Linked DNA regions of Mus musculus: region 1 is linked to region 2. A link is a loop called in an ENCODE intact Hi-C map of the cell type or tissue named here. Cell type or tissue: left cerebral cortex. All regions are shown on one strand. Links, peaks and the distances in the headings refer to the core of each region. The heading gives the core; the rest is flanking DNA.

The links. A loop is a pair of places that touch in the nucleus more often than their neighbours do. Peaks named below come from ENCODE experiments on the same cell type or tissue, not always from the same donor. Only the 100,000 strongest peaks of a DNase experiment are listed, where the experiment ranks them.
Region 1: it touches region 2 in a loop (3-fold over the local background); 2 of 42 quality-filtered maps call a loop at or near these places.

What each region holds. Positions count from the first base shown.
Region 1 is chr3:96,588,813-96,601,103 of GRCm38, forward strand. It overlaps Polr3gl (polymerase (RNA) III (DNA directed) polypeptide G like), which reads right to left and starts at 5,369. Exons shown (of 8, transcript NM_027241.4): 1 at 5,272-5,369. Ankrd34a (ankyrin repeat domain 34A) reads left to right here and starts at 7,824. Exons shown (of 2, transcript NM_001024851.3): 1 at 7,824-7,996; 2 at 8,554-10,966. The coding sequence starts at 8,670. The coding sequence ends at 10,157. Gm52628 (a long non-coding RNA gene) reads right to left here and starts at 12,287. Exons shown (of 2, transcript XR_003954672.1): 1 at 11,499-12,287; 2 at 10,770-11,405. In left cerebral cortex, for the core only: a CTCF peak has its summit at 5,641; DNase peaks (open chromatin) are centred at 3,563, 4,751, 5,307, 6,202 and 6 more places; H3K4me3 peaks cover 4,762 bases; H3K27ac peaks cover 5,151 bases.
Region 2 is chr3:96,256,638-96,268,928 of GRCm38, forward strand. H4c14 (H4 clustered histone 14) reads right to left here and starts at 6,680. Exons shown (of 1, transcript NM_033596.3): 1 at 6,297-6,680. The coding sequence starts at 6,667. The coding sequence ends at 6,356. It overlaps H3c13 (H3 clustered histone 13), which reads left to right and starts at 12,017. Exons shown (of 1, transcript NM_178215.2): 1 at 12,017-12,291. The coding sequence starts at 12,057. It overlaps Gm20627 (a long non-coding RNA gene), which reads right to left and starts at 1,113. Exons shown (of 3, transcript XR_375857.2): 1 at 1-1,113. In left cerebral cortex, for the core only: CTCF peaks have their summits at 5,115 (motif pointing right) and 6,844 (motif pointing left); DNase peaks (open chromatin) are centred at 3,780, 5,206, 5,763, 6,733 and 1 more place; H3K4me3 peaks cover 2,448 bases; H3K27ac peaks cover 3,118 bases.

The DNA of each region.
Region 1 (12,291 bases), core at 2,005-10,004, 330 kb after region 2:
GTAAGGTTAGTTTGTAGAAGGAAGCACCCATGTTTGAGAGTGATGTCTAATTGAGTGGCAGACAAGGCGATGAATTAGAGAAAGATTTGACAGAATAGGATATTCCCAACTGAGAAGAGAGGAAAGGGAAGCTACTTAAGGGAGAGACAGACGGTTCAGAAGAGAGTGCAGCGCAGGAATACAGCAGAGTCCGGGGAGAGCAGTGCAGTAGCATTGAGAGGGAGAGTGGAGCAGCAGAGAGGGAGGAGGAACCAGGAGAGTTTTACAGAGACAGATTGAAGAGAGAACAAGCTGGACACAGGTGAAGGCAGGATGAGCAAGAGAATGAGAAGGAGCCAGATTAGAAAAGATTGCTGGAGTTAGTTAGAAGCCAAGCGGAGCAATTCAGAGGCAGAGAAGAAGCCAGTTTGAATAAGCCAGCTTGGAGAGGAGTTTTAACCAGAACAGCTGAGTTGAAACAGCCAGCCAGAGCTCAGAAAGAGCTAGAAAGAATGAGATTATCCCTTGGGAGGCTGAGGTAGGCAGATTTCTGAGTTCGAGGCCAGCCTGGTCTACACAGAGAAACCCTGTCTCGAAAAACAAAACAAGACAAAAAACAAAACAAAACAAAAAAATAAATAAAAGGATGAGATTATTCAGTAACAGGCCTAAGGCTGAAAAAAGTCTAGACCTAAATAAGGTGGTTACTTCTAATAATAAAGAAATCTTTAAAACAACAACAACAACAAAAACCAAAAAAGATTCTACAGAGGCTAGAAGCTTCCAGGACTAGTCCTAGAGAGCAGAGAGAGGCAGTACACCTCTGAGACAACAATTATTCAGGTGAATAAAAGTTACTTTTACCTGTGTATGTGTGTGTATAATTCACCCATGTGTGAGTGTTTGACGTTTGTGGAGGTCAGAGGGCAACTTTGAGTGTTGGTCTTCACCTCCTGGTTGGTTTTACAGGCCAGCTCTTTCTTGCTTGCCACAGCTGGCCTGAGAGCTTCTCCAGTATATCCCCCCCACCCCCAACACCAAGTCTCCACCTCCCATCTCAACATAGGAGTGCTGGAATGACAGCTCAGGCCACCACATCTGCCCTGCTTTAACATAGGTTCCATGGAAATGAATCCAGGTTTTATGGATTGAGCAATCTCCCTGGCCTGATAAAACCATTTTTCTACCTAATAAGGAACTAACAGAAAGTTAAACAATTATAATCAGACTGTGGTGAGATTTCCTTCAGATGGACATTGGCTGTGCTGGATAGCTTTCTGTCAAATTGATGCAAGCAAGGGCCATTTGGGAAGAAGGAACCTTAATTGGGAAAATGACTCCATCAGATGGGCCTGTGGGCAAGTTTGTGGGGCATTTTCTTGATGGATGATTGGTGTGGGAGGGCACAGTCTGCTGTGAGGGGTGCCACCACTGAGCAGATGGTCTTGCTCTGTCTGGAAAAGAAGTTGAGAAAGCTCTAGAGAGCAGTCAATCAGCAGCTCTCCTCCATCTCCTCCATGGCCTCTGCTTCAGTTCCTGCCTTCAGGTTCCTGCCTCTGCTTCCCTTATCAAAGACTGAGTGGGAAGTGTAAACCAAATAAACACTTCCTCCCTTAACAAAGGCTTTCCTCGTGTTTTACCATAACAATAGGAAGCCAACTAAAACAGAAGCACACCTCCAAGGAAGACTAAACAATCTCTTGAGTTGTTTGTTGTTGTTGTTATTTGTTTGTTTTGTTTGGTTTGGTTGTTTTTTGTTTTTGTTTTTGTTTTTGTTTTCCTGAGACAGGGTTTCTCTGTGTAGCCCTGGCTGTCCTAGAACTCACTCTGTAGACCAGGCTGGCCTCAAACTCAGAAATCAGCCTGCCTCTGCCTCCCAAGTGCTGGGATTAAAGGCGCGCACCACCACTAGCAGGCTGTGTTTTTATTCTTAATCTAGAAATCCTACTGTTAAAATCTGTCCTAAATAGTCACATATTCGGCAATAAAAGTATCACAATGTTTGCTAAAGAGCTATTTATGGCAGCAAAAGTTCTGAAATAAACTAGACATGGTGATTCTCACCTCACCTCAAGAAGGCTAAGGCAGGGCTGGTGAGATGGCTCAGTGGGTAAGAGCACCCAACTGCTCTTCCAAAGGTCAGGAGTTCAAATCCCAGCCACCACATGGGACCATGGGACCATTTGAACCATGTGGTGGCTCACAACCATCTGTAACAAGATCTGACGCCCTCTTCTGGAGTGTCTGAAGACAGCTACAGTGTACTTACATATAATAAATAAATAAATCTTTAAAAAAAAAGAAGAAAAAGAAGGCTAAGGCAGAAAGTGGTCAGTCTGAGGTATCTATGGAGTTCCAGGTCAGCCTGGGCTACTACATAGTGAAACCTTGTTTCAAACAACAAATTCTGAAATGATATAAGTGGTCTAATAATAGATGATAAAAACCACAAACCAAAAACAGCCTGGTTTTAATCCCAGCACTCAGGAGGCAGAAGCAGGCAGAAATCTAGAGTTTGAGGCCAGCCTGGTCTACAGAGTGAGTTCCAGGACAGCCAAGGCTACACAGAGAAACAGACTGTCTAGAAAAACCAAAAACCAAACCAAAACAAAGGTGGAGAGATGCCTCAGTGGTTAAGAGCACTGACTGCTCTTCCAGAGGTCCTGAGTTCAACTCCCAGCAACCACATGGTGGCTCACAACCATCTGTAATGGGATCTGATGCCCTCTTCGGGTGTCTGAAAAACAGCTACAGTGAGCTCACATAAATATAATAAGTGCATCTTTAAAAAACAAAACAAAAAAGCAAAACCCAACAACAACAACAACATCCAGAACAAATAACAAAAACCCCCAAACAAGCCATTTTCAAGGGAGGAGGTTAATAATATGGAGTGTTTAGGGGTGAAGGAGACTACAATATAAAGTCATATTTATCTGTTGTTGTTGTTTTTTTAATGTTTTCATTCTTGATACAAAATTGAATTTATAGTGTGGCTCTATTTACTTATAAAACAAAAAGTTTTGCATATATACAGAATAAACTGAGAGTACATATGTCTAAATACTAGTATCAGGGGCAGGCAAGATGGCTCAGCAGATAAAGTCAGTGCCAGTCCAAGAACCTGAGTCCCATCCCTGGAACCAACTAAGGTGCAAGGGAGACATAACCTTACAAAGCTGTCCTCTGACGCTGACATGCATGCGGTGGCACCAGTGTGCAAGTACATAAAATAACAATAAAGTTTAAAGTTGTAAAATACTAATTACCATCATTATTACCTTAGGGCTATGAAATAATGCACACTCTTATATTACTATGTGTTTGAAAGTTGTGTGGAATAAATGTATATCCTACAATCAACAAGTAAAAAGGATGCTTCGTTTTCAAGAATGCAGGGGAAATCTGGAGAATGGTTCAGTGGCTCAGAGCACTGGCTGCTCTCCCAGAGGACTTGGGATTCGATTCCCCGGGACCCACACAGGGACTCACAGCTGTCTGTAACCCGTCCCAGGGAACCCAACACCCTTTTCTGCCTTCTGAGGGTTTCAAGCACACAAGTGGTACAAAGACTCACATGCAGACCAAACGCCCACCCACACACAAGAATTCAGAGGACGAGTGGGTGCTATAGCTCAGTGGTGGAACCCTACTTAGCAAATCACTAGGGCCTCAATTCAATCCCCAGTTAAAGAAAATAAGCAAACCCTCACAACAACAACAACAGCAACAACACACTCGCTTAGCAGAAAGCCTTGGGCCAAGCCTGTCATTCAGAAATTTCAATTCATCTTTGGTTCCATGGTGAGTTTGGGGCCAGCCTGACCTCCACATATGCACCATGGTACACACTCCACCCAGGCCCACTAATAATAAGTAAGTTTAAGTTGAATAAATTCAAAGGAAAAAGTGAAAGAGTGGACCGACCTGAAAAGAGCTAGTGAGTTCTCTTCCTAAAGATGCTGTTTCAGAGCTAGGGGTGTAGTTCAGGGGCAGAATGAATGCTTAGCATTTGTAAGACCGGACTCACATTTCTCAATTTAAAAGAAAAAAGCTTATTTGGGGTGCAGTGGTACAAGCCTGTTATCCCAGAAAGGGTGAGGCAGGAGGGTCATAAGTTGGAGGTCAGCCTGTTTGCCCTGCATAGAAAGAACTGGTTTCGAAAATATTTTCCCACATACTAAATAACAATTTATTGAATAGATGTTATCAGAGGGTTCATTGTGATCCCGGTTGTCTAGCACTGTGTCTGCTATGTAGTAGGTTCTCAGTAAATATCTGTCTTTTGAACATGTGTCTACAGACTCTGTGAGTCACAAAGACTCCCTTCTGGTTCTTTTTGTTGTTTTCCTTCTCTGGTCTGAGAATAACTATAAAACATTAATGCAATAAACCACCAGTTCAAAGACCCCTAATTATATAATGTTGTCTTTTATTGTTCCCTAATTATATCAGGAGTTTAAATTTGTCCTCCTTGACAAGAGCACTGGTTCCCACAAATCAATTCCACTCGATTAACGCTTACTGAACACAATGTATTAAGTACCCCAATCTGTCCCATCAAACCTTCCGTTCATAGAATAGAAACAGTGAAAGAGAACATATAATCCTAACACCGGGGGTACTGTGGCAGGGGGAATGCAAACTGGAGGCCAGTATGGGCTACATAGCAAGAGTCTGCCGATAAAAGCATGGGAGGGATGGAAAAAGTCAGCCTCGTGAGATGGTAAATACTCGTGTTGCCAAGTGGCCAGGAAACAGGCTGACTAGCTCAAGTTGTCCTCTGACCTCCTTGCGTAAGCCATGGCTTGTACGTACCCCCCCCACACACACACAAATAATGTAATTTTAAAAATTAAAGAGATTCCAATAGTGATAATCGGACTTTGTCAGGTCGGGGATCAATAAATTCTTCACGGTGGTCTAGGAAAGTGGTGGGTAGAGGGTAGCGGTTCAGTTGACTTGATAGGTAATAAGAATCTGTCAGGCTCTTGACAGGGGGCTAATGTTACGTTAATGGGTGCGGGAGAAGCTGGTACCATAGAAGAGTCTGAGCTACAAGAATGAACCTTCCTCTCCTGCTTTAATATCTGTCCCCAGGCGCGACAGCAAGCTGTCTCCGGCGTACAGTCAAGACAGCAGTGAGAGCCCGGGGAAAAAGGGGAGGGATTTAGAAGGGGGCTGATCCAACAGGCTGACAGAAAGCGTTATCTACGTCGCTGTCGGCGCCGAGGGACTAATTCGGGAAGTACCGAACCAAACCGGGTCAGAGCCACCAGGTCGAAGCCTTACCTGCCGTCCCTCCCCCACTCAGGGCCCACGCAGCCGCCAACTTGAAATTTGCTTTTCTTCTTCCAGCCCTCGTTCTAGGCCCGCCTCCCCGAGCTCTCCATTGGTGGGTTTTCCTGGCCAATCGACGAGAGCGGAGGCGGGCGAGGAGGGGAGGAGGAGGGAGCGAGCTTAACCGGAACTGAGGCTTGGGAAGTGGCGCGCTGAGACCTGGGGCTGCAGAATTCACCTCTTATGCCCAGACCGAACTAGATGGCTAAGATGTCCTGCTACTCAGAGCTCATCCAGACACGTGGCGGAGCCAGAAGAGGAGAACCGCTGCTGGGAAATGTAGCCCTGGGTCAGAGAAACCAGACTGCTCATCTGTTAACAGCTGTGCCTGCAGGAGTTCCCAGAAACACTCCAGGAGGTTCCCAACTACCGGACTCCAGCGCCCTCTTCTGGCTTAGGCCATCACACACACACACACACACACACACACACACACACACACACACACACACCACACACACACCACACACACACACACACACACACACACCACACACACACACACACACACACACACACACACACACACCACACACACACACACACCACACACACACACACACACACACACACACCACACACACACCACACACACACCACACATCACACACACACACACCACACATCACACACACACACACACACACACACACACACACACACACACCACACATCACACACACACACACACACACACACACACACACACACACACCACACATCACACACACACACACACACACACAGAGAAACACTCCAGGAGGTTCCCAACTACCGGACTCCCGCGCCCTCTTCTGGCTTAGGCCATCACATACACACCACACACACCACACACACACACACACACATACCACACACACCCTCTTTATTATTCTTCCTCAGTCACCAGCACTACTAATAAATAATCTTTAAAAGATTTTTTTTCTCTAAAGGCAGGGTCTGGCTACCCAGTCTAGGCTGGCCTTGAACTCTTGATACTCTTGACTCTGCTACCAAGCTCAGGCCCCAAATGCGGATTGTTGCGGTGTCTGAGAAGTGAGGGAGAGAAGGGGGCTTGGGACCAGAGCAGTAATTGGGGAGAGAAGGCAGGAACCCAGTGGGTTTTTTCTTTCTGTACTTTCCACTGCCCTTCAAGCCCCTTCAAGGAAAGAGGGCAGAATAGAAAGAGTCATTTTTTTTACAGAGTAGAAGTAAAGGGAAATACTTCAGGATGGATGTAAAACTAGGAGTCAGTCAACAAGAATATGACAGAGGTCAGAGAAAATGGCCTCTAGACTGGGAAGTTGCATGTGGATGACACATACTCCGTTTTTGGAATAGTATAAAAACATAGCTGTAGCGCTTTGGGGGAACTTGCTTAACCTCATTATCATTTGTTGCAGGAAGACAATAGTTCCCCCCTCATTGAGTTGTGAGGGTTGGAGATGATGTATGTATGCACATCTCTCGGCACACATCAATAGCTAATAAAAGTGGGTGATTTCCCTCCGGCTGTTTCTCCTCCTTTCCCAGGAACGTGACTTTTTGTATCTGTACTTGGTGGCGTCCACCATTTGAGTCCTCTAAGACCCTCGGTGAGCTTTCCAAACCCTTAATACCCATCCGATGCCCCCACTTTCCTTGGTACCTTCCAGCTGGACACAAACTCATCCCTAAACTATGCAGATGGAAGCCTTGGTAACCATGGAGACAGGGCAGGTGGCACGGAGAGGCAGAGGCAGTGAGCAACAGATAGGAAGAGATGAGTGATTCAGGCAGGGACCTTCAAGGAAGAGGGAAGAATGAGTCTAAGGGAGTAGAGATGTAATGAACACATCTGTGCAACAGGGGCCGGTCACCACTCTGCCTTTTTCTACCTCCTATGCACACCCCTTAAAATACTGTAAAGAGGGAATTTGGGACGGCCCCTTGCCCTAAAAATTCCCTGGGAAAACCACCTTCCTTACATTCCTAATGGGACCCAAGGGAAATGAGATCCAAGTGTCTCTATGGTGTGTGATGTTTGAGAGGGGTGCAGCGGGGATAGACTGTTGTCTGATTCCAGGCTATACTTTCCCTGATATTTAAACTACGGGAAGGGAGCCACATCTCCTGCCTCTCTGCTCTGTGGACGCCGCTGCAGATCCCAACCGCCTCCCTACACCCCTCTGCACAGTGTGCCATATGCCGTGTGTGGCAGTCAGGTCTGGCATACCGAAGCTCATGGAGATCTGTTGAAGATCAACGAAGAATCTGGATGGTTCCTGAATGGGTCGTGGGAGAGTCCCCTAAGGAGCGCTTAGGTTTGTTTGGGCTGGGGAGGTGGGATAAGAATGGGAAGTCAAGATTGGAGGCGCTAGGTGCTTTTTTTCCCCCTTAGGGGTTTATAGGTTTATATGTGTGCGCATGGGGGTGGGGAGCGGCTTGGTGCCGGACGCCCCCACCCGCAGAGACTGGGCTATAAATAGCACAGAAGAGCTCCGCCCCCCTTCTCTCCTCCGGAGCCGGCGCTGTGCCCGGGGCGCACCGGGAGGAGGGACCAGGATTCAGCGCTGGGGCACAGATACTGACACCAAGGGAATCCGGGTACCCCCCCACACACGCCATGTGGGTCCCCAGGTACCCGGCTCCTCCAACCCAGAGGCCCCCATGGCCCCGGCCTCAATCCTGGCCAGGCAGAGATTATGCGGACATTCAGGTATCTATTTGGGGGTACAGGCTGGGAGGGGGAAGAACAAGGAGCAATGGGGAACATGGCAAAAGCAAAAGAAACCCCACTTCTTCCTCCACCCCTTTAGGTCCCAATTGCAATCTGCTTCTCCCCCCCCCTCAGTTTTTGGGGATGTGGCAATCTAAAAGAGGTTAGGAATAGAAATATGTGTATGACTGTACGGGTGCATGTGTGTGGGTGGGTGGCGTTCAGTATCCTAGAGAGGGGGATTCCAAGTGTGGATAAGAAAAGGGGGATGTTGGAAAGGTCTGATAAGCCGTGGGGTGCGAATGGGGGGTGGGAATATCTGTGCGCGTGCATGTACGTATATGCACGAGCTCTCATCCTTCAGTGCGGGTGGTGCACCCTTCCCACCTCCTCTGGCATGCGTGTGCGGGGGGGGGGGGTATGGGACCGCTCAAAGACAGAAGTCAAAAGGAAAGACTGCACTTATCCCCCCCCCCCCGTCATACATCAGGTTCGTTCATCGGTGCCTCAGTTTCCCTGCTGAGCCTGTCAGTAAGCTCTCTCTCTCTCTTTCACAGGGATAGGCTTCACTACCGAGACTTCAGGCCTCTCCCAACCACCACCCCCATACTCCTAGATATCTTCGGCAGGTCCCAGTCCCGGCTCCATCGGTGTTTTTGCCCGAGCCGCAGCTATGCTGCACACCGAGGGCCACGCTCTTCTTCGAGCTGTGGGACAGGGTAAGCTACGCTTGGCCCGTTTGCTTCTGGAGGGAGGAGCCTACGTGAATGAGGGTGATGCCCAGGGGGAGACTGCGCTAATGGCGGCCTGTAGGGCCCGTTACGACGACCCTCAGAACAAGGCGCGCATGGTACGCTATCTCTTGGAGCAAGGCGCGGATCCCAACATCGCAGACCGTTTAGGACGTACCGCGCTGATGCATGCTTGCGCCGGGGGTGGGGGAGCCGCAGTGGCCTCTCTGCTCCTTGCCCACGGCGCAGACCCTTCAGTTCGAGATCACGCTGGCGCCTCGGCGCTTGTCCACGCCCTGGACCGAGGGGACCGCGAGACCCTTGCCACACTGCTGGACGCCTGCAAGGCCAAGGGCACGGAGGTCATCATCATAACGACGGATACCTCGCCCTCGGGCACCAAGAAGACCAGGCAGTATCTTAATTCCCCACCGTCCCCAGGGGTAGAGGACCCTGCACCCGCTCCTCCTAGTCCAGGGGTCTGCACATCGCCTTCAGAAGTCCAACTGCAGACTGCAGGAGGAGGGCGCGGGTTGTTATCCCCTCGCGCCCAGGAAGAAGAGGAGAAAAGAGACATTTTTGAATTTCCTCTTCCCAAGCCCCCTGATGACCCTTCCCCTTCCGAGCCTCTCCCCAAGCCACCTCGACATCCTCCAAAACCACTCAAAAGGCTCAATTCCGAGCCCTGGGGCCTTGTGGCTCCTCCTCAACCGGTTCCTCCTGCAGAAGGGAGGCCCGGTTTGGAGCGTCTGGCTGCTGAATTCAATGGCTTGACCCTGACCGGGAGACCGCGTCTTTCTCGGCGTCACAGCACCGAAGGCCCGGAGGACCCGCCCCCATGGGCGGAGAAAGTGACGGGTGGGGGTCCTCTCTCGCGCCGAAACACTGCGCCCGAGGCTCAGGAGTCTGGTCTTCCTTCAGGGCTAAGGCAAAAACTGAGCCGCATGGAGCCGGTGGAGCTCGACACCCCTGGACATTTTTGCCCTGACTCCCCCGAGTCCAGCCGGTTATCCCTGGAGCGCCGGCGATACAGCGCCTCTCCGCTGACCCTCCCTCCAGCGGGCTCAGTTTCCTCCCCACGCCAGTCCCAGGAAAGTCTGCCCGGGGCTGTATCCCCGCTGAGCGGACGGAGGCGGAGTCCAGGGCTGCTAGAGAGAAGGGGCTCCGGGACCTTGCTCCTGGACCACATCTCGCAAACACGACCAGGTTTCTTGCCTCCTCTCAACGTCAGTCCCCACCCTCCCATCCCCGACATTCGTCCCCAACCCGGAGGTCGGGCACCCTCACTGCCTGCCCCTCCACCCTCTGGGGCACCAGGGTCTCCCAGGACCAAGCGCAAGTTGGTGAGACGCCACTCCATGCAGACTGAGCAGATTCGCCTGCTAGGGGGGTTTCAGAGTCTAGGTGGGCCTGGGGAACCCGGGCGCTGAAGGAAATGAGGGGCGCCAAGGAGGGGGAGGGTCAGTACCCTGATAGAGGGAGAACCAGCTGATACCTCGGACACGGGATCTCTTGCATGTGCTCCTGGCACTGTGCACGCACACATGGGTAAGCATGTGTCTGTCCACAAGCACAGTACACTTACTAGCGAGAAGGATAAATACTGTGTTTACCGGGTGTGTAGACCCACGCAATCGTGCCCTGGTCATGTCACAAGTACATGGGATTACTTGGGGACCCATAGGCACAGCACACCAACAGAGGACCACTTGTGCTAGGGTCCCAGACTCACATTTGTTCCGAAGCAGCAGGGAGCCCCCACTCATGGCTGGTCTCCTGTATCTTTGCCCCTCCTGAAGAACCCTTGCTTTCCCTGTGTGCCCTGCAGCGTGGCCTAGCATCCCCTCGCACAGTCTGCTTTCTCTTCATGACTATCTCGCCCCATTCTGCAGGCCTTGCTTCTCCATGCCTGGCTCCTTGTTCACACCCTGCTCCCATCCGCTTTTCAGGATGTCTTCTTCACTGTTCTTGGGGTTCCCAAAGCAGCTCCCAATCTCACTTCTGTTGCTGCCTTCCACGCTCTCCACTTCTCAGTTTCCTGCTTTTTATTCCCTCCCTGTGCCCCCCACACACACATATACCACTCCAGATTGTCTTGTTTACCCCAGGGGTAGGTCATGGGCTCAAAGTTGCTCTTCTGTGTGTCTGAGCTTATGAACAACCCCCCACAGGTAGAAGTGGGGAGCAAGCCTAAGTCAGTCCTCTTACCACTTGTCAAATAAATGTGTTCAGAAGTCTGTTTTGTCACTGCTGCCTGAAAGTGTGGGTTGGGGGGGGGGGTGAAGAGAGAGGGCATGGGAGGGTGAGACTTACAGTCACAACTACTCAGGGAGCCAATCTAGAGGCTGCAGCTACTTTCTTTCCAGGAGACCAACTGACCAGTAGTGGTTGTAGAAGAAAAGGCAAATGGGCCCTGTGTTCTGAGGTTTTAAGGCATTTGGTGGGCCTCCCCCCAGCCTCCCCATGCCTGACTTTTAATGATTTAAGATTCTTACTGCCCCTCTTCTCCATAAGCAGATGCTACTTCCTACATCTTGACCACACAGGTTTTGTTGTTGTTTTAAATACAGGGTTTAATTTCATTTCACCAGGTGTGCCTTTATTCATTTTCTTCTAACCTCCATAGTCCCAGGTCTCTTAGCCAACCCTAGGAGAGGGGGTGGGGCTAGTAACTTCACCTAAGGGGAAAAGGAATGGTCAGTCAACAAAAGGGTGTCGCAGCTTGTGTGCATGGATGTCTGCTGGGAACAACTGTTGGAACCCAGACTTACCTGGATCAAGCACCCTTTCCATCTATGTCCTGAATTTCTCTGTTTGATAGGTTTCTGAGTGTATTCTAGCTCACTCTTTCTGTACAGTGATAAACACATTCTACGTTCTCTGACTCCCTTAGTGAGTAGCTGAAGTCAGAAAACCATTCCTGAATGTAAATAGTGAAAAAAGGAAAATATTTGGATTAAAACACTTAATGTCTGAATCTCCCTTGCCATCCAGCCATTTCATGTATCTAATCTTCCTGAGCATCACTTTTCTTGTTTGTAAAATAAAACCTGGTTTGTACTTGGCAGCTATTAAATAAGGCAGTGCACTCAAGTATATGACATAGCATATTCTCACTAAAGTCAGCACTATACTCAGTTTTCACTCCACCACCAATTGTGTATGAACTTAAAGATGAGTCACATCACTTCTCTGAACCGCATCTACATCTAGAAAGTAAAGTGATCAGACAAATGGTCCTTAAGAAACCTCTCCAGCTACAGTTCTATCCAGCCTTGCATCCAGGCCTATTTTCCCTTCAAGCCCCGCCCCAGGGGTCTGGCCGGATTTCTATCGCTTACCACAGGATTCCCAAAGATGCTCCGAAGCTCTCTCTCTTAGACGATTTAGCCTTTTCTTTATTCAATTGGTTCCCGTGCCTCCGCCTTCCTCAATCATTTGCCTAAGGTGGCTCAGGAGCCCACCCCTTTCCTCCCTCTCCACCAGTGATTGGCATGGCATCTGGTTCGTCCCGCCCGCTCTTGACTGACAGCTGGATCCCGGCACCGCCCTCAATCCCCTGGC
Region 2 (12,291 bases), core at 2,211-10,210:
TGCACTGCCTTTAACCTCAGCAATCCAGAGTCAGTGCCAGGTGGGTCTCTGTACGCTCAAGGCCAGCCTGGTATACCTACAGTTCCAGGACAGCCAGGAATATACAGAGACCCTCTCTCAAAAGAAAAGAAAAGAAAAGAAAAGAAAAGAAAAGAAAAGAAAAGAAAAGAAAAGAAAAGAAAAGAAAAGGTATAGTAATGGTTTAAAGGTAGGATATTGGAAAAACTTGGGAAGAAAAGAAAACATATTCATTGATTATTAAATTCAGTACTGTGTTATAAAAAGCACAAAGAAAGATTTAATAAAACAAACCTTGCCGGGTGTGGTGGTGCACACCTTTAATCCCAGCACTTGCAAGGCAGAGGCAGGCGGGTTTCTGAGTTCGAGGCCAGCCTGGTCTACAGAGTGAGTTCCAGGACAGCCAGGGCTACACAGAGAAACCCTGTCTCAAGAAACCAAAAAAAAAAAAAAAAAGTCTTTACTTTTCTAATTTCTACATCCTCTACATTTGCCTCAAATGCTTGGCAAATAAAGCAACTCTTTCCATCTATATTTTTTACTTAAACCACAAATCGCTGGGCCATAAACCCAGATTTTCCAAATCAGTCAGTCTCAGTAAGACTGCAGCAAGACTCAGGTGCCCCATGCTGATAGATGTAAAATCTCACTTTCATAACTACCGACTTGAGTCTGGAAATGTTCTCTGCTTCTTTTATTTGCTTAGTTCTCTTTAAACCTTTGTGAGCCAGTGTTTGAGAGCACTTAAGCAAGATCAGATGTGTTTATCTGCAAGGCCCTTAGCAGTGAGAGTTACAGCATGACATGAACTAGGATAGCAAGCTGTTGGTGAGTTTGTAAAGGGAAGCCCATTTCTTTTTCAGCTCAAAGGGTCACAAATGCTGTCCTTGCAATTTCCCCTCAGTCCCTGCTTCTCGGTTACTGAATACCTAACTGACTAGGATGGCAGGCACTCTGGATTTCCCAAAAACGGACACAAGCTCATTCCTTCTGCCCAGACTCCCCTGATTCCCCAAAACATACTGATTTCTGTAGTTTGAGATTCAGAAAAGTATCTAGATTCCTCATCATATTCAGTATTTGGTACCTTGGACTGCCGAGCCCCCCCCCCCCCCCCCGTGTGTGTGTGTGTGTGTGTGTGTGTACACCATCTATTTCTTCTGGAGGTCAAGATCAAGTCTTGATCCCTTCCTTTGACAGCATTAAGATCCCTTCCTAAGACAGCATTTATCTATTAAGCATCATGCTTAAATCTACTTCTCCCTATAGTAGTACTTAATGCTGTTGAGAGCCACCGAAAGTGAAGACCAATAAAATATAGTTCATTTTTTTGAGGAGAAGGCCTAGTATTTTTCCTCCGACCTACACATATCACCAAATTTTGCAAATAAAAACTAAAATGTGTTGGGGTCCAGGAGTCGCCCACAAACCACATGAACACCGATTCAGTCAAACAGGGATGGTTTATTAAATGCACACCCTAACCCTGATCGATCAGGGCTATAGCTCAGAATTCAGGGTCTGAGGCCATGACCAGGAATATTTTTCTGTGTCAGCTTATAAAGGCTAAAACCACAAAAGTCACAATGAGCTCAAACACGGGTGCAGGATGTGCTGCCTGGTGGCAGCCCCGACTCGGGTCAGTTTAGACATAACTTTATGTTGACCTTTAGTTTGATGAGTCCTTCAGGAAGCTTATAGTTGTGGAATTTCTTGATATTAACAAACCTTAAAACATACAGGATATAACGGGGTATGTGGTCAGCATGGCCCTGCTCTGAGTCCTTATTTTTCTGGGTCAGTGACTGGCAGGCACATTACAGTAACAATATGAATAGCTGGTGGACTACAGCTATGCTAAGGCAGGAAGGCCTCAAAAGAATGCAAAGATAAAATACAAACAAACAAACAACAACAAACCTGCACTCAAATTTAATTGAAAACTGTATTTAAGACGTAGCCTCACTCCTTTCCACCCCTAAACTCCTCCACAATTTCTCATCCTGAGCCAATCAGGTCAGTCCGCTCCTTTCCAGTGCATAGGCCCACTCCTCTGAGACCTCGTTTCCCAAGCTGCCAAGCAGGGCTTGCTCCTCCCTACCCTACAGCCTGAGAGAATCCTCCAGTCAAACTCCTTTCTATGCCAAAGCCACTCAACTTCCCCACCCATCAGGCAGGCTGTACTCTTTAGACTTTCCAGCTTCTCTGTGATCTGGAGGCTGTGAGCCCCCTCAGTAGGTACCTATCCTCTGCTTCACCCTGTTGCAAGATAATTGAGCACACTGTGAACCCTGAGGTTGTGTTATGGTGTGGCTTAGACCTTCCTCGCACACACCTTTAATCCCTCTGGCTGGAATACAGACACACCCTTAGTACATACCTTTAATCTCAAACAATATAGGTAAAGTTAGTTTGTAGAAGGAAACGCTAAATTTGAAAGTCATGTGGCAGACAAAGTAGTGAATGAGAGAAAGATTTGACAGAATAGGATGTGCCCAGCTCTTACAGAAAGAGAGAAGAAAGGGGAGAGAAGTTACTTAAGGGGTGGGGCAGAGAGAGAGGAGACAGTTTTACTGGGATAATTGTATAGAGACAGGTTGCAGAGAGAGAACAAGCTAGACAGAACAAGCCAGAGAATGAGAGGAGCCAGAGGATTGGAACAGACTGCCAAAGTTAATATGAGGCAAAGCAGAGTAATCAGAGGCTGAGAGAATCCAGATTGAATCAGTCAGCTTGGAGAGGTGTTAGAGCCAGAACAGCTGAGTGGACTAGCCAGCCAAAGTTCAGAAAGAATTAGGAAGAGGTGAGCTTATTCAACAGCAAGTCTCAGACACTGAAAACATTCTAGGCCTTGATTAGATTGTATGGAAGCTAGAAGCTTCCAGGAGTAGATCTAGGTCAGCAGATAGAGGCAGTAAACCTCTCAAACCACAATTATATCAGAATAAAAGTTAATTTTACATCACCTCAAAGGTCTCATGGATTCTCTCGGGATCTTATTTTCACTTGCTGCCAAGGCTACCCTGCTCCTCTGAGATCTTCCATCTCCAAACTCAGACAAGGTTCGCTTCTTCATATGCCATCCCTCCTCAGGGATCTAGACACCCAGCTTCCCTTGATCATCTGCCCCAAACCATTTGCTAACCAGAGCTTAGTCAACGTTTCTGCTGCCCAACCACCCACCTCAAAAGAAAGAATGATTAAAAGATATCAAGTTGGGAGGGAGAGGAGATGGGGGTTGGTCTGAGGGGAAGTGGGTAGATATGGCCAAGATACTATATATATATATATATATATATATATATATGTATATATATATATATATGTATATGTATATATACATATACATATAATATATATATATACATATATATATGCATGAAAAATTTAAAGAATAAAGAGTGGGAAAAAAAGTTGAAGTGAAAACTTCTAGTTTTTTGGAAAGTTAGTTATGCCAAATGATGTTTTGAGGGAGCACACAGGTGAAAGAATGTCTTGCTAAAGCAAACACATGAAAGACTGTTTTCCTGAAGCAGACAGAGGTGAAAGGATGTTTGGATACAGGGAACATGTGAAAGAATGCTTGATGAAGGAGTATAAATGTGACCTCACAAACAGTGGAAGACAGGCACTGAGCATTGGTTTGGTTTGCTCTGCCTCAGTATTTTTCGCTAAAGACACACACACACACACACACACACACACATATTGGTTCGCCTTGTGAGACATTGAGAGAAACTCACCCACTCACTGCTCATGAGGTTCCTGGGCAGCTTGCCACTTCAGCGGCCTCGCCTCAGGCAGGTTGGAGAGCCTGGTGGTTTCTTCAGGATTGAACTACAGCTGTCTGGTGTCTGCTTGCTGAGAGAACTGGACTGTAGCTGCTGGTTCGTGCCTGGTGTCTGCCTGCCTAGAGGACTGGTCCACAGCTGCTGAGTCTTATTTGGTGTTTGCTATGGGACTGAACTGCTGCCCAAGAAGTTCAAGCTTGCCCCAAAGAACTATTGCTGAGCATTCCCACTTATCCTAGTAACTTTTCTCTTCCACTCCCTCTGCTGGGTGGTCGCTAGAAGAGAGATCGAACCCTTATTAAAAGTAGGTTGCAAAAAAATTATGCCTACAGAAAATATCCCAATAATAAAGGAGATTCTCTATCCCATTCCCTTAGATTCTCCTGATGTAACGCATTGCCTTTAACCCAAATAAATGAACATTGGTACAATAGGAGAAACTCATTGCATTTCACCAATTTCCCTATTAAGGTCCCATTGGCTGAAAGAGCCAATCAGGACGTTGTTGCTTGGCTCACCAGGGACTCTAGTGTTCTCTAGTAAGTCAGTTTCCCCTCTTCCTTCATAAGCAAAGGCCGATGCCAGCTTCTGAATCTTGACTCTTCCCAGAGACAATTTCTGGTTGCCTCATACGGTCTTGTAAAACATTACCATTGGGGGAGAGCACATTAAACATGGTCTGAGTTATGCTTCTTACAATTGCATATAGTTATCTAAAATGTATTTCCTTTAACCACAATAATTATAGGTGGATCAACACAACTATATTCCTATGGTGATCCTCACAGTATACCCGAGGTGATATACACTAAAATCCAACTTCTCCGATTGGAAGTTGGATTTTCATAAGTGATCGTGAAACGGAATGCAGAGGCTGCACGTCATCTCACCTGAGTAAAAGGTTAATATGCAATAGCAAAAATAAAATAAAAACAAGCCCACAGCCAATAACATGTTCAACCCAAATCAGCGTGCTACAGAATATAGATGCATACATAGAGAATGGCTTACTGCGTTCTTGGCCATGTTGAGAATTTGCTTTTGCCTTATCAAAATTAAAATGCACCATCTGATCAACGGTACACATGTTTTGGCAAGTCTCTTTCTAAACAGGTCCCAACACACCACACACCTGAGTGGCTTCTAAGATTTTCTTTCACTAAATAATATAGTGTGCCTCCACTCACTTATTGTTCACGGTGGTTTGGTTTTGTGTTTGTTTGTTTGACTATACATTCTTTTCTTTTTGTTGTTTTTAAGATTTTATTTTATGTATACGAATACACTGGTCCTCTCTCTTCAGTCACACCAGAAGAGGGCATCGGATCCTATTAGAGATGGTGAGCCACCATGTGGTTGCTGAGATTTGAGCTCAGGACCTCTCAGTCCCCTCTCCAACCCTCAAGGGGTTTTTTGTTTGTTTGCTTGCTTGCTTTGTTTTGTTGTTTTGTTTGTGACAGGGTCTTGTGGTTCAGGCTTTCCCCCAAACCATGCAGAAGTGGTCCTTGAACCCCTAACCCTTGTTTCCTCCCTGACTTGCTGGGATTATAGCTGTCACCACCTGGCTTGCTTATGTTATGGGACATTAAAATGTCGTTGCAATTGTATCCCAGCAGAGCTTCGATCCCAGTCCACTATTTCCTAGATCCATGCCTAAACTGAGGAGTTTTGCGAGGACTTTTGGGGGTCCTGCTTGGTGTTTAATTGTAAAGACACCGGAGACATCTGGATACAATAAAGCTGTTGGCCTGTTTGCTGAGACAGTCCCTCAGCTAACCCATCTACCTAACCCGACCGACTTCTTGCCACTGTGTCCCACCACGTGTCTCTTTAAATCCCTGTTCCGTTCTTGTCCCTGCTTGTCTCCCGCCTGTCCGGCCCAAGCTTCTGCTGCCAGCTCTTTATTCTGCAGGAGGCCATACGCCTAACTCTTCCACTGAGCCAATCAGCAGCAGGACAACGCCCGGTCTCTCTTACGTAGCCTTTTGGCGCAGAGGGTTACGTGACCTCCATCTAGGCAGCTAGCTTTCTAACATGGCCTGAAGAAAATCTTTTGGGAAGATGAGGAAGGATAAAAGGTGGGTTGTGGGGCCATAGAAACAATACCAAATATCCGGTCAAGCACAGCCACTCATTGGAAACACAGGGACACAGCCACATAGCCATTTGATGTGTGGACATAGGTCATCCCATCCAAAGGGTCTCCTTATTGCAATTCTGCTCCAAACAGCTAAAGAAAATCTTAGCCAGTCTCTTGACCTGACAACCAGCTCACACACTAAGTAGGAATTAAAATTCCCAGTGTGAGCTATCCTGCTGGATGCTATCTATCCGCCGTGGTATAGAAACTTAAGTGGATGGCTCTAAAAGCGGAACACCTAGTAGCGTTGAGTCACAAGGAAAACTAGCGTCTTTACCTTACCGAGTCTAAACCCACGGTTATTACCTGTACAACCCAAGTCAGTGTCAGCTCTCCTGAAGAGACTGTGGTTGGCCCTAAAAAGGGCCGTTAGGGATGGGGGGGGGGGGAATTGAAGCGGCGGCGTCTAGCCTCCGAAGCCGTAGAGGGTGCGGCCCTGGCGCTTGAGAGCGTACACCACATCCATAGCGGTGACGGTCTTGCGCTTGGCGTGCTCGGTGTAGGTGACTGCGTCGCGGATGACGTTCTCCAGGAACACCTTCAGCACACCACGGGTCTCCTCGTAGATGAGGCCGGAGATGCGCTTGACCCCACCGCGCCGAGCCAGGCGGCGGATGGCGGGCTTGGTGATACCCTGGATGTTGTCACGCAAGACTTTGCGATGGCGCTTGGCGCCACCCTTGCCTAGACCCTTTCCACCCTTTCCTCTGCCAGACATGGCTAATGTAATCTGAAACACCAGCTGGTGAGGCATTGGAGGTGGAGTGCCACTAATATATGAGAGGATCGGACCAGATTGAAAACTGAAAGCGCGCGGGCGGGAACCTTTCTAAATTATCCGGGCTCTGGATGTTGCATCATCTTCCTGTTTTTCTTTTCTCTTCTCTGCCCTCTACCGGTTCCTTACAGTCTCAAGCCTTTATTTTTTTATTTTCGATTTTCTTAATTATGGTGCCGAAGTCCCTCGGAGAATTCAGATTCCTCCAAATAAAACTTAGAGATAACACAGACTTTAGAAAGCACTGACGCTAAAAAGACAAAAGACCGGAGAAAGAGAAAGTTAGAGATGAGGGGGGAGTGCGCTGCACTGAAGGGCCCGGAGCTCCTGTTAGGTAAAAACCGCAGCAAAAGTTCCAGTAACCAGCGTGACAATCGAAAGCAGAGGACCCAGGAATGTGTGTGGAAGGGAAAGGTCGCGGGCGTTTCTGCGTACAGTCGCCTGTTTCGTTGATAGAGACACATTATTCAGATCAAGCAGAAACTAGATCATAGGAAAACTGAGGATGCCGCCGATCCTTTTCACCGAGGTCAGTGGGTTTCCACGCTCTTCTACCCAAAGGCCCGCTGACTAGCCGAGCAGCCCGGGAATGCTGCTACGCTCGTTTCCACAAGTCCTTTGAGGCCCGCCCTTTGTTTTCAGTTATTCCAAACTGTCTCTACTATGCAGTAGACTAAAATTCACTTTTTCAAGTGTGTGTCTGCTTTATACAGTGACGCCCTGGGAAATGAACTGGAGTCTGTACTTCTAGTATGTCCGTCGTTCCCAGGGCCACCCATAGAAGAATCTTGAGAAAGCATTCTGCATCAGAAAGAACGGTAGTGGGTTGGTTGGGACTTGTTTTTAAAGTGATCTGATAGGCCTTGTTCTGACTGTTCCTTTATTCTAACATCTATATGTGCTCATGAATCCCCACCACCACCACCACCACCTTTTTTCTATCCAGATTTTCTGGCTCCAGACATGTAGATAGATGTAGGTTTTGAGTCACCTTAGGCTGGGGGCTCAGACTCCCCTCTCAACTCAAATGTTTTAAACCTAAGACCTGTGAATTGTAGATCTTAGAGGGAAGAGAGCTCCCTCCTACCCCAGTAACCCTGGGCAGTCATACACGTCTCTTGATGGATAGATCCTGTTTGTAGACATGCCTCCATGCCCAAACTAGCACCCTAGAATTCAGAGCCTCTCCATCCCGCAGCCGCTGTTTTCTCATTCCCATGGCGACCCCTGGAAGCTGTGTTGCTTCATATCTCTGTATTGTGCGGACTTCTCCACATCCTTGACTATGTCCCTAATGGGATGTGATTTCTGTGTCTTCTTTCTTTTTAAGGTGAAGTGCAGTAGAGGCTCAATAGTTGTTTATGGGTGGACAGCTCCTGCCTTTGCCTCTTTCCTTGTAAAATAAAACAACCACGTGCCAGGCTGACAGGGCTTTGGTACCAGGGCCTGAGGCAGACTCAGAGTCTACCATCTTTTCAGGTGAAGGGAATCAAGAATATTCTCCTACTTCGGACATGAGAATCATTTTGAGCAGAAGGGTTGAGATTTGTTTAAGAGTGGAACCTGCAAAAGATATCAATATTTTATCCTGTTTGCAGAAAATCCTGAGTGGGAAAGGGGGTGGGAAGGGAGTAGGGAAGGGGGTGTGGACAGGGGTGGGCAACAATAACGTTGTTCTCTTTTCAGGGGTGAGACCTGAGCCCACTCCTGACAGACGCTGTCTCAGGACTAACCTGTCCCTGTCTATTCTCCTAAGGGTGATTTATTTCCCAAAGTCATTTGACTTTGCCATAAGTGTCCCTTCTTCCGTCATCTTTCCCCTACTTTAGGTATGTGGACCCCAAATTCTAACCACCCTCTTTGAATTACTCAGTTTTTGAGAATTCCCATGTTTACGCTCAATACACATATTTAGAAGGAAACAACTGTTTGGCCTATCTTTTCTTGTCAGATTCAATTCCAACTAAGAAATATGGAGGTTAAAGCAAAAAACAAAACAAACAAAAAAACCAACCCCTAAATTTAAAAAAAAAAAAAAAAGCCCTTAAAATAAAAACTGATAACATTTCTTCAGATCTCATGAGAATTAAACAACACCTTATATAACTCTGAAATATTGTATTATACTTTTACACTTGAGAACATTCGGTGAACTATTAATTATACTAAGTTGTCATGTATAGGCAGTAATGGTGACTGATCAGTAGGAAGGAGACTTGAACTGATTTCTATCCAGTGGCAGGATACTGGAGGTACTGGCCCACCTCAAAAAGGAGTAAGAAAAAGGTCCCAAATACCCATGGTTTCTTAGTTTGGTCCTAGGTCGCAGACTATTCAAAATCAAAGCAAACCAGGTAAATAGCCTGAGTAGCCAACAGACCAAAATTCACCTGGTCCAAGTTCGTGTTTGACTCTAACTCTGGGGTTTCTTGAGCCCAAACACAAAACTTAGTCCATGCTTTTGTATTAAAAACAAATATATAAAATACATATATATTTGTTTATATAAGTACATATAAAATATTACATGCCTAATAGTTCATTTAATTTTTTTTGTTTGCTTTTCACTGTATGGAAAAAGTTGAGCTTCTTGTACCCACCCCCAATTAATAAGATCCCAGTTCTCTGTCTCTAAACTTTAGGCCCTGGCAATGTGGTTTGTTTTCTCTGAAACAGGGTCTCACTCTGTAGCTCTGGCTGTCCTGGAACTCACCTGGATCTACTTGCCTCTGTGCCATTATACCCTGCTTGGCCTTTTTTTTTTTGGGGGGGGGTAATTTTTAATGAAAAACTTCAGGACATTTCTGAGAAATAACTGCAGAGAAGCAGTTTCTTCTGTATCATAACCCCTGTTCTGGTCAAAGTTTCGATCCAGAATTTCCCATGAATATCACTCTAGTGTCGGGTAGACACCAAGCACAGCTGAGCGACATGACTGGGTTGTCGACGAAGGCAATGTGCAGCAGAAGGAATACAGATTAAATTTGCCTGGGCAGCGAGGATTATCTTTTTTTGGAAGAGACACTGATAACCTTCAAAGTTTACTTCTTGATTTCTAGTTTCGTGCCATAGAATTCACATCTACAATAGCATCCTCATTTCTGAAGAGTATAAACCTCTTACAGGTATAATTGTAGAAGCTAGACAAGAGGAAGACTCTTGACTTTCTTACTGTCTGTTAAAATAAACCCTACAACTCCTGGACTCTGTGTCTGAATACAGCCGCTTTCTCTTCCTCTTAGAGGAAGTGGTCCAAGATCCCCAGCCAATGGCTAAATATACAGACAATGCTGTACATTACATAAACATATACAGCACTGTATGTTTCCTTTAGTATATGTGTAAATGTGTATGGTAAATTTTAACTTATGAATTTGGCTCAATAAATAGGTCAAAACTATAGTAAAGTAGACAATAATAATCACCTTTAGTGAAATTTGTTTGCACTTTGGAGCCCTTATTGCATAAGATCAAGGTTACCTGAACATAAGCCTTGGCAGGTGTTTTGAATGGAGGCTGCTACTAAGTAAATAAGTCATGGGTAGCAAGGATACGCTGGGCAAGGGGATGATTTATGTCCGGGGTGAGAGGCCATGAGAGGATAGACTTACAATGTAAAATAAGACTCCTGACTTCTTTTCTGGAATTTTTCACTTATTATTACCTAAACACTGATGAGGACAGAAATAAAAATCTCAGACGGGGGAAGTAGAGTCTGAAGTTTGAGAATCTCTTTCTGATTTAAATAAACACCACATGCTTTGTGCTCCAGTACATACATTACAAAGAAAATCTTACCAGGAAACACGATACCTGGTGTGGGCACCATCCAGCCCCACAGGGCAGGTCCCCTTCTAATGGGAAAGGTCAGCAGCGTTTGAGAAGCCCTGAATGGTTTGATTGTACGATATGAAGATGTTTCTGTGTTTCAAGGCTTTACCTACTGATCCACTTTTATAGGAAGCATTGCCGGCTGTTAAGAAATGACCACAGGAAGGTAACAGCTCCCATCAGTGATACTTTTGTGCCATATTTTGGAGGTTACTTCTGCTCCTGAAGGATTCTTAAATTAATTAAACTGCCAAACTGCTACCTGTGTTTAGTATTTTGGAATCTCCTTAAAATCAATTTCATTTTACTTGAATTTCAGCGAAAAGATAATACATTTTTGTCAGCTCTAGGAAAGTTTTAAATATCTTGGGCCTATTTTTACTTTTGGGTTTGAATTTTAAGAAGGTTGGTATACAATGCTTTTTTACCAAAAAATCAGGCATGCTATTAAAAGCTTTACTTTGAACCAGGCCATAGTAGCACACACCTTTAATCTCAGCACTCAGGAGGCAGAAACAGGCCAGCCTGGTCTACAGATGGGAGTTTCAGGAACCCAAGGCTACATACAGAAATCCTGTGGTGGCCCACGCCTTTAATCCCAGCACTTGGGAAGCAGAGGCAGGTGGATTTCTGAGTTCGAGGCCGGCCTGGTCTACAGAGTGAGGTCCAAGACAGTCAGGGCTACACAGAGAAACCCTGTCTCGAAAAGAAAAGGAAAAAGAATCAAATAAATAAGTGCTCATTTGCTTTGAAAGTTATTTTGACTTGTCATCTAGATGACAGGTTTAACTATTTAGTAGCTGTTCTCCACTGGAAAGGCGGTATTAATACTTCTAGTCTTATCCTTCTGTTATATAAACATTTCATCTGCAGGACTTAATTGGCCGTTAGTGTAGAAGGGAGGTGGAAGGAACGCACTCTAGACAGAAGGAAAGGCGGGAGCGCCATACATAACGATAGTCAGTGTGCAGTAAATGTAAGACCGGCTTTGGTAGGGTTTCGAAATAGGTAAAACTTAAGTTTGCATTTGGTTCCTTTCACTATACATCGTTTTGTCATCTTTCGGCCGTGGTACAATGCGTTCAAATCACTGGGCACAAAGCCTGAAGTTAAATAAATGCTAACTGTCAGAGAAGAGCTACAGTATCTGGTGACTCGCTACAAAGTGAATCGCAGAACATGAAAAGGGCAAGTTTGTTTCCAAAGAAACCTGTTAGAAGAGCACACTGCGTGAGAAACACTTTAAACACTGCATTTAGGAAAGTTACATCAACTGAAAAGCACTATCTTTTTAAAACCCTCTGCGGTTCATAAATACAGGAAGGAAAAGTATCAGGAGAGAAGGAATAGTGTAACCATCTTGAAACTCAGCAAATAGGATCGAATTCTACCCAATCAGACTGCAAGTCCAGAAACTCCTGCTTTCTGGGCCCAATCAAGACGAAGATAAGTCTATAAGTATGGCCACTTGGCGTCTGCAAGCCGAAGTCGCAAAAATATGGCCCGTACGAAGCAGACCGCCCGCAAGTCCACCGGCGGCAAGGCCCCGCGCAAGCAGCTGGCCACCAAGGCCGCCCGCAAGAGCGCCCCGGCCACGGGCGGCGTGAAGAAGCCGCACCGCTACCGGCCCGGCACCGTGGCGCTGCGGGAGATCCGGCGCTACCAGAAGTCGACCGAGCTGCTGATCCGCAAGCTGCCGTTCCAGCGCCTGGTGCGCGAGATCGCGCAGGACT